Regions from separate parts of the Homo sapiens genome. Here region 1 is linked to region 2. Evidence: chromatin contacts called from ENCODE Hi-C or POLR2A ChIA-PET data. All regions are on one chromosome and are shown on one strand. Each heading gives the region's core, a stretch centred on a gene start or an enhancer-like site at or near the end of the contact. The rest is flanking DNA. Distances are from core to core; before and after follow the strand shown.

Evidence for each region. A loop is a pair of places that touch in the nucleus more often than their neighbours do. ChIA-PET counts read pairs that join two places held with the same protein, here RNA polymerase II (POLR2A). Pooled maps may share reads with other maps.
Region 1: a loop to region 2 is called in a map of MCF 10A, with 2.4 times the contacts of the local background. The contact joins two enhancer-like sites. A Hi-C loop is called at or near these places in 2 of 168 maps with a recorded cell type or tissue (GM12878 and MCF 10A), 1 of 37 single-sample maps with no recorded cell type and 4 of 50 pooled maps. POLR2A ChIA-PET finds 5 or more read pairs at or near these places in 1 of 52 experiments (MCF 10A).

What each region holds. Positions count from the first base shown.
Region 1 is chr10:90,417,890-90,420,589 of GRCh38, forward strand. The region is part of intron 3 of LINC02653 (long intergenic non-protein coding RNA 2653); the gene reads right to left. Among named protein-coding and RNA genes, the nearest start is that of LINC02653, 120 kb to the right of the region's middle. Within about 2 kb of position 1,427, at least 3 of the 41 ENCODE cell types and tissues checked have a DNase peak (open chromatin) inside an H3K27ac peak, as active enhancers do.
Region 2 is chr10:90,147,187-90,149,886 of GRCh38, forward strand. No RefSeq gene overlaps it. Among named protein-coding and RNA genes, the nearest start is that of LINC01375, 190 kb to the left of the region's middle. Within about 2 kb of position 1,430, at least 3 of the 41 ENCODE cell types and tissues checked have a DNase peak (open chromatin) inside an H3K27ac peak, as active enhancers do.

The sequences.
Region 1 (2,700 bases), core at 177-2,676, 270 kb after region 2:
TTCCAGACCAAACCAATGTACATCTTACACATATTGATTGAGGTCTCATGTCTCTCTAAAATGTATAAAGTCAAGCTGTGCCCTGACCACCTTGGGCACATGTTCTCAGGCTCTCCTGAGGGCTGTGTCACGGGCCATTGGTCACTCATCCTTGACTCAGAGTAAATCTCTTTAAATATTTTACAGAGTTTGACTCTTTTCATCAACATAAACAAACCCATTGTGCTGCCAGTTGTAAAAAGTATAGGACACACAATTATGTACAGTACATAATACTTGATGATAACAAATGGCTATGTAAATGGTTTATGAATTTATTATACTATATTTTTATTGTTATTATAGAGTTTACTTCTTCTAGTTACAGGGAAAAAAAAAGTTAACTGTAAAACTGCTGCAAGTCGATCCTTCAAAAGGTATCATAGGAGATGGTAGCTCTATGTGCGTTATGCGTGGAAGACCTTCTGGTGGGATAAGATGTGGACATGAAAAACTATGATACTGATGATCCTGAACATGTGTAGCCCTAGGCTAATGTGTGTGTTTGTGTCTCATATTTAACAAAAAGGTTAAAAAGTTCAAAAAATAAATATATATATATATATATTTTTTGAGACAGAGTCTCACTCTGTCGCCCAGGCTGGGGTGCAGTAGCACGAACTGGGCTCACTGCAGCCTTCACTTCCCAGGTTCCAGTGATTCTCCTGCCTCACCCTCCCAGGTAGCTGGGATTACAGGCGTGTGCCACCACACCTGGCTAATTTTTGTATTTTAAGTTGAGATAAGGTTTCACCATGTTGACCAGGCTGGTCTTGAACTCCTGGCCTCAGGTGATCCTCCTGCTTGAGCCTCCCAAAATGCTGGGATTACAGGTGTGAAGCACTGTGCCCAGCCAATAAAATATTTTTAAAATAGAAAAAAGCTTAGAGAATATGAATATAAAGAAAATATTTTGTGCAGTTGCATGTGTTTGTGTTTTAACCTGTATTAGTACAAAAGAGTCAAAAAGTTTCAAAAAACTAAAAAGTTTACAAAGTAAAAAAGCTACTGTAAGCTGAGGTTAGCTTATTATTGAAGAAATTTCTTTTTATAAACATAGAGTAGCCTAAGTACACAGTGTTTATAAAGTGTACAATAGAGTACAGTCATGCCGTAGGCCTTCACATTCACTCGCCACTCACTCACTGACTCACCGAGAGCAACTTCCTCTCCTACAGGCTCCATTCATGGTAAGTACTCTATACAGATGTACCATTTTTTAATATCTTTTATACCATATTTTTACTCTACCTTTTCCATGTTTAGATACACACATACTTAACTTTTTGTTGCAATTGTCTGCAGTATTCAGAAGAGTAACATGCTGAACAGGTTTGTAGCCTAGGAGCAATAGGCTGTACCACATAACCCAGGTGTGTAGCAGGCTGTACCCTCTATAGGTTTGCGTAAGTACACTTAATGATGTTCACACAATGACAAAACCGCCTAATGATGCATTTCTCGATTGTATTCCCATCATTAAGCAACATATGACTGTACTTGCAAAAACAGATACAGGCCGCATCTGGTCTATAAACTATAGTTTGTTGACTCCTGCCATAAAGCCCCTTATCTCATATAGATAATACAGAAGAGAAACAGGATTTCAGAGAGCTGGCTTCCAGTTCTGTCACTGACCCTAATGGCTATGTTGTTTTAGACAATCTCCTTATCTCACTGCCTACTTGAACTATAAAAAGAAAAAGGTAAACACTAAGATCTCTTCCAAAGTCTAAAATCCTTAATTATTGATTACCCTAGATAATTCTCATAAAACCTCCTTTCTTAGGTTGTAGAACCTGGAAACAATTTCATCATCGCAAACCATTAAAGCTTATATTTAGCACATGGATCATTGTCATGGGATATTGGCCAATGAATATGAATAAAATTTCTTTATTAGAAAGAAGAAGTTTATGCTAAAAGGAAAAACTAGTTGGAAAAACTTTAATGGTACAGCGAATTTATTTTTGGCATTTCATATTTTATCAAGCTCCCATATTATGTTGAATGTATCAAATGTACTCAAATCCTTTCTAATTTTTTAAATATTTCATTCAAATAAGTATTTTATTAATGTGGCATCATTATTTCAAAGTTTTTACCCTACTTAATATAAAATATTATTTGGAAGAAGGAGTTAAAGTATTTAATGAAAATAAACATATAAATAGTTAGAAAATCAAATTAGCTGTCAACTATTCCATTAGAGACAGTGGTGGTTGTTATAATGCTTAAGGACAGAAAAGCTAATAAAATACATTAATTATAAATGTGTTTGAATTTTTAACACACATTTAATAAAATTTATAAAAATTAAACTTTTGGAAATTTTTCTTAAATACAAACAAAAGAAAAATATAAAATAATGAGCATTCCATCACAGAAATAGATCAAGAAATACCTGATGAATGTTAAACGTATTCTTTTATAAATGTGTACATTACATAAGGATTTGGATTTACCAAAGATAATTCCAGTTTTACAAGTTTATAAAGTCAAACTAAATTCTACTTCTTACTATGTTAACTGAAACACTTTAAAAATGTTCTATCTATCTGTAGTAGTGTCAACAATGAAAATGAAGTTAAAAATAAAAAAAAAGTTCTTTGTAGGCAGGATATAGCAGAGAAGAGTCAACAGGTGCTGAGACATGGATGA
Region 2 (2,700 bases), core at 180-2,679:
AGAAATAAAGCTAACCAAAGGCTCCTCAGCACTCACCAGCATTATACATATGGTAAAGTCATTTATTTTACACGAGTGATATGGCCATGATTAAAAAGAGATACTCCTGAAACTTCTTTCCTGTGGTAGAATATGTTGCAGTAAAACACCTGCACTGTTTCAAATAATTCCTATTCAAGTGTGTTGCCTTTCCAGAGCCGCAATTTATCCAGACCAAAGATAGTCATGGTCACTGCCCTGCATATGTCATCATGTTTGCTGTGTTTGGTCCCAAATACACCAAACTCACTCAGCTGTTTGCAGGTTTGGCCAGTATCTGTGCTTAATGTCTTCCCAATTTCTATTATAGAGGGTGATACCTACCACTTCCCCCTCTTGCTGCCCCTTCTCATTCCAGCAGAAACACCCATGACTCACTTGAGTTATGGAGGAAAAGGAATCACAGTCTTTAGAATTTAGGGTACCAGAAGAGGCCAATCTGCTTTAGGACTTTGGCAATCTGGAGTTCCCAGTGGAACAGGAGAGCAAAGGAGATAAGTGAAAGAGGCCTATAATCAGAACATCAAAGTGTCTTGTAGCCCAAGTTCTGATTTACTTCTTATGCTAGATGAATCACTGAGACTTCTGTGGCCTCAATCCACCCATCTGTATAGTAGATGTATTGCACTGTAAGGTTATTTTATTCACCACCTCACCCATTTAATATTATAAAGAGCCTACTCTGTATTATGCATTGTGTAGAATATGAGACACAGTTACACACACACCACACATATCATTGCTCAGAATGTGTTGAGAGCCACAAAAAGATAAAAAAAAAACGTGAGGGGCTGCAGTTGTTCTGCTGTGTTTCTTTAAGCTACTTCTTAGTTCTAGGCATTAGGGCCAAATCTGTGATTTGTCTCCTCAAGTTCATCCACATCTCATGGATCATCACTACGTTTCTGGGACTCTGTTGTCTCCTATAAAAAATGAGAGAAATTAATTGAATAGCTATTTCAAAGGATTTTTTTTTCAAGAGGGCAGATGGAGAAAGGTGAGGAAGATTAAGGGAGAAAATCCATCTGGATGAATCATTCTGTGGTCACATATCCATATCTTATTTGTCTCCTAAACTCATTGTGAGTTGGGCAATGAAGATATTCTTGTTCCTTTTTGAACTAGAAGAAAATGAAGACTCAGAGGCTGAATCATGTTCTGAAGGATAAATCAAGGTCCGGATGCTCAGTACAGTACTATCAGTACGATGCACAAAGGAATCTATGTTAATTCCTTAAACGCAAAACTCACCTTTGCCATGATTTTAACCTTCTTTACCAAATAAGCTTTGTCAGAATTAGCTAGTCACAAGCATTTTCTTCTCCTAACTTATAATGCATGTAGTAGAGAAGATAATGTATCGTGCTATCAGTTTTTTGGTGAAAAATTTTCATCCAAGTTGAGGTTGGAGTGCTTAGAATTAGCTCAACCAGAGGATGTTTCTTCTGCCAATAGGTGGCAGAGTGAGTAAGCTTGTCTGAGAATGAAAATGAAATCTGAAAGAAGGGCACTTGGATTGGGATCTCCTGTTGAATCAACCTACAATGATGATGTACCTACAGTGCAAAGCCCACCACAAAGCATGGAAGACTTGAAAAAGACACCATCTCTTTATCTTTTGCAGTTCGCATTTAGCAGATCCATAAAAGGCTTTTTCTTTTTATAACAAGAAACATTATGCAAATGGTTAGCAGAGCAAAAGAAACATAAAGAGCGAAATACAACTATGTTAAGTAAACTATACATTTCTTATCTCTTCTTGATATAATGCATTCCTTAGTCCTAACTCTAATATTGAGGAAACCAAACTGTGCTTATAAGGAACCACAAAGAAATCAAAAACAATAAAACCCCAAAACTCTGACTTAGACTCAGGGGCCCCAGCCTTCTCTAAAGGAATAAAGTGCCCTCTTCTTTTCCTGACTATCCACTGATACTGATAAATGCTAAAGAGTTTTCTCTGGAACAAGTTGTCTTTCTTCTATTCCTTGAATAACCAAAGGAAATTCAATTAAAACTATTTATAATTTTATATAAAGAAGAAATAACTTGTGAAATATATTTTTTACTTGTCTATTTGCCTACTGAATTATTAAAAGGAAAGAAATGGAAGATGAAAATACTGGTGAACTCTTATTCATCCTCCAAACCCAGCAAAATTGGGGTCTCCCTAGGGAAGATTCTTCTATCTCTTTGTTTATCCTTTCTTCTGGGCTTCTAAAGCACAGTGTACCTTTTGACATCACATACATTTATCAGGCTCTTTTAATAACTTTTAAAAAATCTTTATATTTTTCTCAACTGAGATCTTGGATGTCATGAAGATGTAATTAGTTATCTTGATTCTCAGTGCCAAATGCAGGAATCATATATTAAGTATTTATGAATAAATGATGTACAAATAGACAAATGGTTAAAAAGGAAGGATTGAGTAGTTTGTAAACTGCATCTTCATTTTTGGATGAATATGAAAGCAACTATGCAGAAATTATGAAATGACAGACAGCTTGGCGGCATCAGTTTTGTGACACATCAGCCATCACATATTTTAGAGCCATATCTGAGTTCATATCTGACCCTGCCACATTCTAGAAAATAATTGAACACCTTTGAGTTTGTTTACTCATAAAATGGGAAAAAATAGTCCTTTACAGAACTGTT